Linked DNA regions of Homo sapiens: regions 2 and 3 are each linked to region 1. The links are chromatin contacts, found by Hi-C or POLR2A ChIA-PET in ENCODE. All regions are on one chromosome and are shown on one strand. Each heading gives the region's core, a stretch centred on a gene start or an enhancer-like site at or near the end of the contact. The rest is flanking DNA. Distances are from core to core; before and after follow the strand shown. Region 1 has its middle 130 kb from the start of PLPPR5-AS1. Region 2 holds the start of RTCA (RNA 3'-terminal phosphate cyclase). Region 3 holds the start of TRMT13 (tRNA methyltransferase 13).

Region 1 (4,540 bases), core at 951-3,450:
TATTTTAGAATTGAAAAACAACTGATAGCATGTTGCACTGGATACATAGACCTAACTTGTGTATCCTCAAGTGGTTTATAAAAATCAATCCAACTGAAGACTATAATTTTCTCATACAATCCAGATTTCTGGATTCTCTTGAAATATTAGATGATCCGGTGGTGGAGGGTCTTAATTCTGGTATCACAACAATTGACAGGAGCTACACATAGCAACCTCCACCACTCTGTGTGGGTACATACCCCTCATTCATACAATGAAAAACATTTTCACAAAAAGACCAAGGTATCACTCATTATTGTTATCTTCCTGGTCTTGTAAGCATTTGCTTTCACAGTCTCTGATATAAGGTGCAAGTGAAATCTCAAGTGCCAGAGTAATTCATAGCTGGATCCAATAGAGAAGAAACAACAGGACTCCTAAAGGATGAGTAAAGAAGTTGGAATTGCTTATTTTGAAAGATATAATAAGAAGTTTTGAGAAATATCATCAGCATGAAGGCTGACACCTGGAAAAATCTCAACTGCATTAAATTAAGTAGGCTTTCTGATGAGGTCCTACCTAAGGGAAAATTACCAAGTGGCCAAATTTTACTTAGTGTCTAAAAAGCCGCCTTTCCCTTTGCCCCTTTCTTTCTCTTCAACATTAAGTTATACCATCATATTTTCTGGTCTTTATGTAAAATGTGCATATATTTGTATATAATATATGTATTATACATATACATTGATAAAGTATCTTCTAAAATTTTCTCAGTAGCTAAGAAGAATGGGATTCTATAATTATCTCTGGCTTTAATTATGGGGTACTGTCAAAGGCTTGGGTTTTAGATTCATTTATTCTTTCAACAAATATTTATTTAGTTCCTAAGGATCTAGTCATGGTCAAGGTTCTTTTTTTCTTGAAGCTTAAATTCTAGTAAGGGAACATATGTAATAAATAATAATAATACAAGTAAATATTTCTGCATATTGATAAGAGTTATGAAGAATAAATGAGTTGTTGGGTTGGAGAGTGACCAATGGCTGTAAACAGTGGCCACTTTCTGTGTAGCAAATTTCCCAGTGGGGATATTGTGGTTGGTTTTAAAAATTACTTAAAACGGAGTGCCACCCAGCCACCTAGCTAGGACTTTACTGTTTGACTATTTCATATTCACTATATGTAAGGGTCATCCCAGCAGTTATAATCTGCCATGTGTTGCTATACAAAGATTTACAGGATTCAGCATATTTAACTACCTAATTGGAAGCACTCCTTGCATCTAATGAGCATTTTTTTCTTGACACTTTTTTCCCCACTTATCAGATAAGCCAGCATTTTCTTAAATGTCTAAGGTGTGCTAAGGCCGAAAGGTTATTTTTAAAGCAATGAGTCTATAAATTACTAAGTTTTGTGGTGGAGGAAATAGAAGAAAAAATATATTTTGGAAGGGAATGAAGTATGGTAATCACTCCAAGCAGGCTTAATTATGGAGAAACTAAGAGGTGGGCATGTGGGAGGAGACTTGAAACTTAATTTAGTCTCGTCCATAATTTTGTCTGAGTTCAGCTGTCAATACACTTACGATATCCTGGCTTTGAGGCGCTCTGTCTCTAGGATTAATTTTTTTCCTTCCAGAGAAGACATAATGTCATTAGAGTAAATCATGACTTCTCATATAATTGCTCATCTGCTGATAAGGAAGATAGGTCCACCTGATTCCAGCCTGAGCCAATCGTGCCTTCCCTATCCACTGAGTTGCTGAGTTAAGCCTGATTCTGAAGCTGCATACAGGTGTTATCAGTGCCCTTTGTTCTTGTAATGTCTCAAGAAAGATGACAATAGAAATCAAGAGAGATCACTAGATATAGCAGCATAGAGAAAGAGAAAGCATTATTTTAGCTTGTGCACAAGGAAGTCGGCACCACAAAAGGAAAAGGGCAGGCTGCTCCTGGAGGGTAGTATGTGGATTTGTTTTATGCGGACTTTCTATAGGGAAGGATTTCATCAGGGCATGTATAGGAGGGTTTTTTCTAGCACTTGTGCAATGGCTCTACATGTTTCTTCATACACCACATGTAATATTACCGTTTTAAATCTCCACTACTGGCTGTGTGACTTTTAGTATTAAAATGAGGGGGAGGGGCAATTATAAGTTAAAGTTTAAGGCTACCTGCACATGTGGAGCCGAAGGGAAGTCCCTATCCCCCTAAAGCAGGAACTTGTGGTTAATAGCTTCTTGGGTTTTTTGTTGCTGATTGGCTGGAAGTTAGGTAAGCTACAGTTTGAGTAAAGGGCTTTTGATCTTTTCTCTAAACCACATGAAAACAGGAAATGAGCCTGTCTGCCTATCTGGCCTACTCAGTGAGAATGGATTCAGTGATAGATTAACAATGTCTGCCATAAAATCAGAAATAAAAACAAAACCACGAGGGCTTGGGACATAGAGTTGTGGCAAAATGAACTAAGAATGATTTATCAAAATGCTACCCTTTGGAGCTTCTTGACTTATGTATAAGGCAGGAATAGTAGAGCTAAGCAGGTTCCCAGACCAATTTCCCAGGATACTTGGTAGATCTTGGAATAAGCCTTTCATGTTGAAAAACAAATAGGACTGAGAATTGGCTGCCCTGGGACGGGAAGGGCCCTGTACTCAAATTTGTCTCACTCCAAACCTGTCGGAAGTCAAAAATCCATGCTTGAAAGAACAAGTTTTCAGGGTGTGTAGAGGGTTAATTAACTCATCCATTGTTTTCAGTGTAGGGAGATGGAAATCACACAAATAGCATCCTATTTAGGGCTGTGCTAGAAATGAATTGCAGCCTGGCAGCAAGCCCTGTTCCTTTAAGGGAGACATGAGCCTTGTTTCCCTTTATTATTCTTAATTTTTCATCAACTCTCTCAACAATGTCTAGTTTTTAATTTTATTTATTTATTTATTTATTTGAGACTGAGTCTCTCTCTGTCGCCCAGGCTGGAGTGCAGTGGTGCACTCGGCTCACTGTAAGCTCCGCCTCTCGGGTTCACGCCATTCTGCTGCCTCAGCCTCCCCAGTAGCTGGGACTACAGGCGCCCGCCACCACGCCTGGCTAATTTTTTGTATTTTTAGTAGAGACGGGGTTTCACCGTGTTAGCCAGGATGATCTTGAACTCCTGACCTCGTGATCTTCCCATCTCGGCATCCCAAAGTGCTGGGATTACAGGCGTGAGCTACTGCGCCCGGCCAACAATGTCTAGTTCTTAATATGTAAATGAATATTCATAGAGAGGCTGCCAAGTAGATTTTAGGCATTTTTATGAGTAACTGATAACAAACAATAGATGATGTTGAAGTCTGGATAGTAAAGGAAGTCTTCTGTGACATTCAGGCAGTTCAGCAAGAAGAAGATGCACTGACTAATCTTTAAAAACAGTTTTTAAAAATTTTAATATAATAAGCATTATTTTTAAGTAAACTTTATTTTAGAATAGGTTCACAAAATTCATACAAAAATTTGTGAATGTGATATAAGAGAATTCCCATATACCCTAGTAAACCCAGTTTACCTTATTTTGGATATTCTACATTAACCTGGCAAGTGTTTCATAGTTAATGAACTCAGTGATACATTATTAATTAAAGTCCATACTTATTTCTGATTTCCTTAGTTTTTACCTAATGTCCTTGTTCTGCTCCAGGATCCTATCTAGGATACCATATTACGTTTGCTTGTCTTATTTCTTACTCTTCTTGGCCATGACAGTGTTCCAGGCTTTCATTGTTTTTGATGATCTGGACCACTTTGAGGGGTACTAACCAGGTATTTTGTAGAATGTCTCTTAATGGAGATGTGATTGATATTTTTCTCATGATTAGATTGGGTTTATGGTTTTGAGAAGACTACAGAGGTAAAGTGCCATTCTCAGTGCTTCACATGAAGGGTACATACTATAAACATGATTTATGGCTATTAATATTATTTTTGATCATCTGGTTGAGGTAGTATTTGTCATGTTTCTGCATTGTAAAGTTACTCTTATAAATCAAAAATAAAATGCTGATCCCCTCTGAACATCTGTATGGACCCTTTCTCTTGGCCTAGAGCATTCCAAATTTAGCCTGAAAATCTAGCTCAGGCCATGATGGAAAGGCGGAGTTGGACATGCCTCATTATGCCCACCTCCCTTTTGGAATTCAGGCCCAGCTGACTGGCATTAGCATCAACACAGACCTTAAGACTGATAAAACAGACTCTTTAAGTCTGATAAGAAACGTTTACAATCTATTCTCTGAAGCCTGCAACCTGGAGTGTTCACCTGCATGTTAGAACCTTGTTCTCTACAACCCCTTATCTTAACCTAGACATTCCTTTCTACTGATTTTAAGTCTTTAGACAATAACTTAACTCTCAGCCAATTGCCAGTCAGAAAATCACTGAATCTACCCATGACCTGGAAGCCCCCACTTCCAGTTGTCCCACCTTTTTGGACCAAACCAATGTACATCTTACATGCAATGATTGATGTCTTATGTCTCCCTAACATGTATAAAACCAAGTTGTGGCCTGATTACCTTAGG
Region 2 (4,540 bases), core at 1,360-3,859, 1.4 Mb after region 1:
ATCTCTACATTATATTACTGTCTTGTTCTTTTCCCCCTACCACTGGAAATAGTTAGAATGGGGCAAATGGGTCATAGCTAGGAATTCATAGCCAAAATTAGAAATAAAAAGGCGAGGCTTCTTCTGGGAATGTTAAGTTTCTGTAATAAGAATCTAAGATGTGTTGCGGGAAGTCAGGGACCCCGAACGGAGGGACCGGCTGGAGCCACGGCAGAGGAACATAAATTGTGAAGATTTCATGGACATTTATCAGTTCCCAAATAATACTTTTATAATTTCTTATGCCTGTCTTTACTTTAATCTCTTAATCCTGTTATCTTCGTAAGCTGAGGATGTACATCACCTCAGGACCACTGTGATAATTGTGTTAACTGTACAAGTTGATTGTAAAACATCTGTGTTTGAACAATATGAAATCAGTGCACCTTGAATAAGAACAGAATAACAGCAATTTTTAGGGAACAAAGGAAGACAACCATAAGGTCTGACTGCCTGTGGGGTTGGGCAAAAACAGCCATATTTTTCTTCTTGCAGAGAGCCTATAAATGGATGTGCAAGTAGGAGAGATATTGCTAAATTCTTTTACTAGCAAGGAATATAAATATTAATACCCTGGGAAAGGAATGCATTCCTGTGGGGAGGTCTATAAACAGCCGCTCTGGGAATGTCTGTCTTACGCGGTTGAGATAAGGACTGAGATACGCCCTGGTCTCCTGCAGTACCCTCAGGCTTACTAGGGTGGGGAAAAACTCCGCCCTGGTAAATTTGTGGTCACACCAGTTCTCTGCTCTTGAACCCTGTTTTCTGTTATTTAAGATGTTTATTAAGACAATATGTGCACTGCTGAACATAGACCCTTATCAGTAGCTCTGCTTTTGCCCTTTGCCTTGTGATCTTTGTTGGACTCTTATAAGTAGTTCTGCTTTTGCCCTTTGTCCTGTTCCCTCAGAAGCATGTGATCTTTGTTAGACCCTTACTAGTAGTAAGGTCTTTTTGCCTTTTGAAGCATGTGATCTTTGTACTTTTGTACCTACTCCCTGTTCTTACACCCCCTCCCCTTTTGAAACCCTTAATAAAAACTTGCTGGTCTGAGACTCAGGCGGGCATCATGGTCCTACCGATATGTGATGTCACCCCCGGTGGCTCAGCTGTAAAATTCCTCTCTTTATACTGTCTCTCTTTATTTCTCAGCTGGCCAACACTTATGGAAAATAGAAAGAACCTACGTTGAAATATTGGGGGCGGGTTCCCCCAATAAAGATGTCAGATAGGGGTACAGCTTTTTTATATTCCATCCCTACCATCATTGCCTTACTTCAACTTCTGATTATTTCTTGCTGGATAATTGTATCATTGGCATTTCTCCCTTCAGGCTCTTAAGCCTCTTATTCACCCTTCTCCTACTGCCAAAGCCTTCATTTTAAAATGCAAGTATCATTACTTCTCTGATTAATATCTTACGGCAAATTCCAGATTTGGTTAAGTACATAGTCTGTGTGTTCCCTAAAACATTCTCTGTCGCAAAGCAGCAGAGCGTTGGGATTACCAGACAGTGGTGTTCACATCAGACCACCCAGGTTCACATCTCAGTCTTCTAGTTAAAATTGTGTGACCTTGTAGCAAATTGTTTAACACAGGAAGCTGTAAAACAGTAAAAACAGTAAGTACTTTATCATGTTATGAATGCATGCAGTGCACAACACCTAAGTGCTCAATAAGTGTTGCCTGTTATTGTTACAGTATATTATTAATATATTGTAATTGTCCCCATAATAAACTCTAAATACAGTACATGTTAATTATTATTGAGGATGACATTGTAATTGATTACGTCTCAGTCTCTCCATTATACCTCCAATAACTTCGGGGGTAGAAGCTGAATTACTCTTTTTTGCTTCCCTAGAGGTTTACATATTATTTGGTACTCAATTATGTAGGAACTGAGCCACAGGCAGAACCAAGAAGCTGGCTATTGCTTCTGCCCTCGCCTGAGGTGAATTGTTAGCTGCACTGTTCCTGGGAGTCAAGAGCTTGCACTCACTCTCAAGCAAAATGGCATAACTTTGGCTTTTCAGAATATTAAACTAGTGATTCTGCCTTTCCCGCCTCTCAAATAAATGGTGTGTCACCCTAGAAAGAAAGATAACACACTCCGCATACACAAACACGCACACCGCAAGGAACCAAAGGCCAAGAGTATCAATGTACCAGGGCGCACACACTTCGAGAGACAGGTTCGGTGCATCGCAGGATCCCAATCTTTCTTGCATCTTCAGCTCTAAAAGTCGGCACCTCGGGGTATGCCAGGATCCTCGAGAAAACAGATATAAACACATATTTACCCACAAAACAGAGATAAAGCACAAGCCTGCGGGATAACTGGAGGAGTTATCTTACAGTTGAGACTTTCTGCAACCTGCAGATTTTGCCGTGCCCAGGGCACAAGTTTTTCAGGGCTCCTGGGCACCCCCGCGACCGTCATCTCACTTCCCCGGCAGCTTCCTCGCCCCGACCGCAGTGTTCCCAGCGCGGCTCCTTTAAGCCGAGCTACGCGCATGCGCACTGACTGCGGAACTGGGCGAACCCGGGGGTTCGTTTCTGCTGACTCCAGTGTCCCGAGAGGCGCCGCTTCTTCCGCTTTCTCGTCAGGCTCCTGCGCCCCAGGCATGAACCAAGGTTTCTGAACTACTGGGCGGGAGCCAACGTCTCTTCTTTCTCCCGCTCTGGCGGAGGCTTTGTCGCTGCGGGCTGGGCCCCAGGGTGTCCCCCATGGCGGGGCCGCGGGTGGAGGTCGATGGCAGCATCATGGAAGGGGTGAGTACAGAGCGAAGCGGCCGGGGCTGCAGCCTAACTAAGGAGGGGAGCTCTCACCACCGGTGTGCTTACTTCTCTTCTCCCTGTACCCCAACCTTTGCAGGGCGGCCAGATCCTGAGAGTCTCTACGGCCTTGAGCTGTCTCCTAGGCCTCCCCTTGCGGGTGCAGAAGATCCGAGCCGGCCGGAGCACGCCAGGCCTGAGGTAAATCTGGCTGGAGGGGGAGTTGGGCCGTGAAGCTGGGGGATCGGGGGGTCGGGCTGCCGGGCTGGGGCATCGGGAGTCCGAGTGGTGGAACCCAGAAGGTCCCAGACGCAGGTATGGGCGATCCAGGGCGGGGCACTCTGCCTGGGCGGTGGCCTGGGTTGTAAAGTCTTGAAAGCCTGGAGGGGTGAGTTTAGAAATGGTCTCGAGTTTTCTCTGTTTGACTAAATAGTGTCATTTGCTGAAGAGCTAGCTTTTAAAATGTTTTCTCACCTCACCGGGCATTCCAAATATCCGAACAGCACGTATGAGCTGGCAAGATAGATAGGGCAGAAATGCTTGTGACGCCAGAGGAAACCCTGTTTTATAACCAGTGCATTCTGGTTCTGCTGTCAGTTTTAGAATCATAAAACAGGAAAGAATCCTGAGATGTGTTATCCCAGCCTTCATTCATACCTCCAGAGAGCTGTTATGACCAGAATTATCTGTTGTGGAGAGGGAAACACCTTGACATTTGACCTTATTTCTTCTGTCTGGGTAGCTGGGCATGCCACTAGTTGAGCTTCAGGTACATGCACCTGCTAGAAGAGGACCCAGGTTTGAAGCCACACTGATTGCTTTGTATGTATTCTGTATTTATTACATTTTAATAAATCAGCGGTCTCAGTCTTTTGTCTACAGTTTTGAAATTACCAAAAGGCAATTACTGATATGTTAATGTTAATTGCCTTTGTCATAGTTTGCAGCCCTCCAGTTCACCAACAGGGGAATCCAATTCATTAGGCTGTAGGTGTTGTATTAGTTTGCTAGGGCTGCCATAACAAAATGCCACACACAGAGTGGAGCTTAAACAACAGAAATTTATTTCCTCACAGTTCTGGAGGCTGGAAGTCCAAGATCAAGGTCCTGACAAGGTTGGTTTCCTCTGAGAGCCATGAGAAAAGGATCTGCTCCAGGCCTGTCTTTTTGCCTCTTCACATGGTGGTTCCTCTGTGTACCTTGCCCCTAGCGTCTCTGTATGTTCTAGTTTTTTTTTTTTTTATAAGGACACCAGTAAGATTGTATGGTGGCCTTATTTTAACTTAATTATCTCTTTAAAGGCTCTATCTCCAAATATAGTCACATTCTGAGATACGGAGGGTTACAGTCTCAGCATATTAATTTAGGGGGAACATAGTTCAGCCCATACAGGCACCATAGATTGTTCAGTCAAGTGCAAGCGAGACTGGTGGCACTGAAATAACTATTAGTTTTCTTCTTTAGCACACTTCTAATTTGCAGCAATATATCAGGGTATGTATTTATAGTCAGAAATAACTGGTCTGCAAGGAAGTGTTAAAATGATACATACTAGCAGGTAGTCTAGGTGCATAAAAACCCAAAAGGAAGCTGACACTGAAGATGTGGCACTTACTGTGGTTAGACCTTGCTGTTTTCTTGCCATTGCAGTTTTATAAATTTGTCATAAAATGTGGGGATGTAGGCAGTCTGAATGCACACGTTTTGATGCAGTATTATGACC
Region 3 (4,540 bases), core at 1,188-3,687, 1.3 Mb after region 1:
TCTGGGTTGTTCTTCCTATAGGTCAAGGATCACCAAATTATTCTGTAAAGGGCCAGATAGCAAATATTTTAGGCTTTGCGGGCCATAAGGTCTCTGTCACAATTACTCATCTCTGCCCTTCCTGTGCAAAAGCAGCTACAATATGTAAACAAATGAGCATGGCTGTATTCCAAGAAAAGTTTATTTACGAAAACAGTGAGCCAACTGGCCCATGTGCTCCAGTTTGCTGACCCCTATTATACAGATAATAGGAATATATTAAAGGTTTCTAAGCAGAGAAATTGAGTTTTTAGATTAACTGTGATGGCAATGTAACCAGAAAGAGACCATCTAGGAGTTTCCATATTGAAACCAAAGTCATGGCCTCCTTTATCTTTCTATAATCATTCTAAAACAGTGTTGTCCAATGGAGATACAATGTAAGCCACAAATGTGAGCCAGGTATGTAATTTTAATTTTTTTCTTTTTCTTTTTTTTTTTTCAGAGACAGGATCTCGCTCTATCACCCAGGCTGGAGTACAGTGGCACAAATAGTAGCTCACTGTAACCTCAAGCTTAGGCTCAAGCAATCCTCCTGTCTTGGCCTCCTAAAGTGCTGGGACTACGGGTGTGAGCCACCATACCTAGCCTACTTTTAAATTTTCTAGAAGTCACATTTTAAAAAGACTTTTAAAAGCAGGTGAAATTAATTTTAATAATACATTGTATTTAACCCAATATACCCAAAAATATTGCCATTTAACACATAATATAAAAATTGACATATTTTACATTCTTTTTTCATAGTAAGTCTTAAAAATCCAACGTGCATTTTCATATGTAAAGCACAACAATTCAGATAAGCCCCATTTCAAATGTCTAATAACCACATGTGGCTAGTGGCTACCATACTGGACAGCATTAAAAGAATGATCAACTAAACCTACAGATCTCCATATGCAGCTGCTGGTTTTGGGACCATCTCCTTGACCGGCTTGCCATTGATTTTTGACCGAATTCTGAACTATATATACTACAGTTTGACATTACTGGCAACTCAATAAGGCAATGTCTTCATTTTTTATGTTACATTTGTACACCACTTAGTTTTCACATACGATTTCACACCTGATCCTCATTACAAACACGTGAATACGCAAAAGATTTCACACCTGATCCTCATTACAAACACGTGAATACGCATGTTATATCAGTTTTACAAATGAGGAAAGAACGTTCAGAGAAAAAAAGAGACAACCATTGAGTGTTAGAACTGAGAAAAAAAAAGTAAGTCTCCTGACCTCTGGTCAAATCTATTTACGCCCCAATAATACCACCTCCTTAATCAAAGTTGCACTTCTCTGTGCGACTGGTCTTTATTTCCTCCAGTGATTGTAAACTCCATGAAGAAAAGGACTGTTTTTCCTGACCACTGTATTCCCAGTGCCCAGTAAGGTGTTTTACAAGGAGGCAATATTTATTGAATGAATTAATGACGTTTCTGCTTTTCTCATTTTTAGTCGGTTAAATGTAATTTACTTTTTTAAAGCAACTGATGTGAAGAGCCAAAGTACGCCACCAAATTGGTAGGTTTTTAAAAGTTGAACTTTACTGCCAACATACTTCAAAAGAGAACGAGGGGGAAAGGCTCGGAGCCAAGGCCTGAGTTCTAGTCCTGACCCTGCCATGAACTGGCTGTGAGCCCTCACGTAAATTTTTTTAACTTCTCTGGGCCAGAGTTCTTATCTGTCAAAAGGGAAGAGTAGGGCTATAATCTTCACGATTCCGTGCACAGGTAGGGTTTTTGACATTAACTTGATGTGAGCCGGCTTCCTAACTCCTCACACCCTTCCTCCAGTCCCCTCTGCAACGGCCGACTTGGTGAGAGAGGTAACCACCGGGCCCTCTGGGTTCCCTATCCGCTTCCTAGGGGGGCCGACTCGACACCTAGGTGCAAGGTGGATCCCACGGGCCAGAACCGCCATCTTTCCCCATTGGCCTGACCCCAACCGCCACCCGCGGGCACTGGATGACGCGGACCTTACCTCTCCTCACAGTCTTTGCATTTCACCTGCAACGGGACTAGTTGGTGGAACAGCACTTGGCTCATGTTGGCTCGCTGCCTCGGCTGGTGTGCAGAAAAGCCCAACAGGCCCGGCCCTCGGGATTAGCCTGAGAGGTCCGGGTCCTGATAAAGTTTGAGTTTGGCGCTCGGCTTCTGCGGAGGAGGCGGGGAGGGAGAAACGAGGGGAAGGCGTAAGAGACTTGGCCCTCGCCAGCCACCATCGGATTCTTCCGGTTCTGCGGAGGATAAAGGGAAGACGGTTGTGGTAGTTCCGGGTATTAACCTGTGTGGCGCGGGGGCTGAGGCAGCCATGTTTGTTAAGGGAAGGAGACCCGAAGGAAGCTTCTAACTTTTCTTCTGGTTGCCGGATGCTGGACACCGGAAGCGAGCCCTAGAATTATGGCGACCTCCGCGACGTCGCCGCACGCGCCTGGTTTTCCAGCTGAGGGTAGATGCGGTTACTATGTGGAAAAGAAGAAACGGTTCTGCAGGATGGTGGTGGCCGCAGGGAAAAGATTTTGTGGTGAACACGCTGGAGCCGCGGAGGTGTGGTATCGCCCTACTCTCTCAAGAGTCGGAAATAAGTATCCTGGTCCTGTCGGTGCTGGAACCCGGCCCCTCCCCTCTTTGACAGCTTTCTGCTTGTGTCCCCTGGATTCTCCAGCTTTCACTTTAATAAACCCAGTTTTGCCCTCCTTGCGGAGCGATTATGAGTTCTAGTGATGAGAAATTTTTTATTTTTCTAAGTAAAGCGCCAGCAGTGACCCATTTATTTTGATCTATTTATCTCGATCTTAACTCATGGTAATGCTAGGTTTTAATTTTTACCCCAAGCTACCGCTCCGTCTTCCTGCTGGAAAGTGGTAGTTTAGAAAAAGTAGTGATTGAAGTCCCAAAGGTTTCACTAGTTGTGTTCTAATTGTTATTTCATGAAAGAGAAGCACTTCTCGTGAATGCGGTTGGAAGAAACTTTCTTTTAAAAATTTAGACTTGAGGCCCGGCGCGGTGGCTCACGCCTGTAATCCCAGCACTTTGGGAGGCCGAGGCGGGCGGATCACTTGAGGTCAGGAGCTCGAGACCAGCCTGGCCAACATGATGAAACCCTCTCTCTACTAAAAATAAGAAAATCAGCCGTGGCGCGAGCTACTAAAATTAAGAAAATCGTGGTGGTGCGAGCCTGTAACCCCAGCTACTCGGGAGGCTGAGGCAGGAGAATCGCTTGAACCCAGGAGGTGGAGGTGGCAATAATCCAAGATCACACCACTGCATTCCAGCCTGGGTGACAGCCAGACTGAATCTCAAAAAAGAAAAAAAAATTTTTTTCGACTTACAGTTTTTAAGAATGCAACTTTGCTGGAATGGGAAGGAAAGATTTTTAAATATATACGAATTGACCTTTTACAATTGAGAACAAAGCATACAATTTTGTTTGATAATTATGCATATAAATGTACTATCAAACACTTTATATTTGTATATATGTATATTACTTTAGGATATATATGAGATGGGAAAATAAAAACCAGAGGAGCAAAATGCTCATAGGAAGAGAGCATGTCCTTATAGTTCCACAGAACTATAAAGAATAAACCAAAGCGATCAGCATCAGATTTCATGCTTCTGAATGTTCAGTATTATTTGCATTATTTTATTTCTTAAGGAATTTATTCTTCTAGACAATATCCAGTGCAGATCAGTCCCCTGACCCCCTTCATCTGCCACTCTCCATCATAGTTGTAGTCTACTTCCTATTTTGTTTTGACTGGCATTTACCAAAAGTGAAGCATACTGAAACAAGGACATTCTTGTTTTGGAATATGGGAGACGTGATTTGTTGTGGGAACTCTGAATTATGCCCATAGTCTATTGACTGGTTTTGAGGGGACTGGCAAACATCCCTTGTTGAAGAATGAGAGTTATGATAGGAGAAGGATTTAGACTCCACCTTATCCAGATATATGGAAGGTGAAAACAAATAGTGATGATAGTAGAATATGAATAAATCCTTACAAGCTGATTAGTATTCCTATAGAGGAACGACATATTGTCATTAGACACTTGAAGAGAGACCGCAAAACATCAAGTGGAAACACTTTTATTGACTACTATCTCGTTTTAAATTGTGGCTATCCTCCTGAATCTGTAATTTATGATGTAACTGGATGTTGTGTTTCCATCTTTTTTTCTAAGTGTCATATATAGCTGTGATGACACCACTCATTTTTACCCAGTGGTTCTCGACTGGGACTGATTTTGCCTCCAGTGAACACTTGGCAAAATGAAGACATTTTGGTTGTCAAACTGAGGAGTATCACTGACATCTAATGGATAGAGACCAGAAATGCTGCTAAACCTCCTACAAATCACAGGACAGCCCCCTGCACTCACCCCCTCAAAAGAATTACCTGCCCAAAACGTCAATAGTGCCAAGATTGAGAATTCCTGTTTCTAAATTCAACTAATAAATTTTAAATGTGCTTTTTTTTTCCTATGCTA

What was found. Hi-C counts contacts between places; a loop is a spot of excess contacts on that map. ChIA-PET counts read pairs that join two places held with the same protein, here RNA polymerase II (POLR2A). Pooled maps may share reads with other maps.
Region 2: a pooled map shows a loop between it and region 1 (4-fold over the local background). The contact joins the promoter of RTCA here to the enhancer-like site in region 1. A Hi-C loop is called at or near these places in 4 of 50 pooled maps. POLR2A ChIA-PET finds 5 or more read pairs at or near these places in 2 of 52 experiments (T-cell and activated naive CD4-positive, alpha-beta T cell).
Region 3: a map of CD4-positive, alpha-beta T cell shows a loop between it and region 1 (30-fold over the local background). The contact joins the promoter of TRMT13 here to the enhancer-like site in region 1. A Hi-C loop is called at or near these places in 1 of 168 maps with a recorded cell type or tissue (CD4-positive, alpha-beta T cell), 1 of 37 single-sample maps with no recorded cell type and 6 of 50 pooled maps.

The regions. Positions count from the first base shown.
Region 1 is chr1:98,869,456-98,873,995 of GRCh38, forward strand. No RefSeq gene overlaps it. Among named protein-coding and RNA genes, the nearest start is that of PLPPR5-AS1, 130 kb to the right of the region's middle. RefSeq lists an enhancer at 2,118-2,237. Within about 2 kb of position 2,201, at least 7 of the 41 ENCODE cell types and tissues checked have a DNase peak (open chromatin) inside an H3K27ac peak, as active enhancers do; they include CD4-positive, alpha-beta T cell, where a contact is called at or near this core.
Region 2 is chr1:100,263,607-100,268,146 of GRCh38, forward strand. RTCA (RNA 3'-terminal phosphate cyclase) reads left to right here and starts at 2,610. Exons shown (of 11, transcript NM_003729.4): 1 at 2,610-2,814; 2 at 2,918-3,018. The coding sequence starts at 2,770. RTCA-AS1 (RTCA antisense RNA 1) reads right to left here and starts at 2,568. Exons shown (of 3, transcript NR_110435.1): 1 at 2,398-2,568; 2 at 2,223-2,311; 3 at 1,136-1,641. RefSeq lists enhancers at 2,301-2,850, 2,419-2,778.
Region 3 is chr1:100,130,726-100,135,265 of GRCh38, forward strand. It overlaps TRMT13 (tRNA methyltransferase 13), which reads left to right and starts at 2,438. Exons shown (of 11, transcript NM_019083.3): 1 at 2,438-2,590. The coding sequence starts at 2,444. SASS6 (SAS-6 centriolar assembly protein) reads right to left here and starts at 2,205. Exons shown (of 17, transcript NM_194292.3): 1 at 2,025-2,205. The coding sequence starts at 2,089. RefSeq lists enhancers at 163-212, 1,986-2,588, 1,993-2,112, 2,123-2,652 and silencers at 1,827-1,990, 4,128-4,422.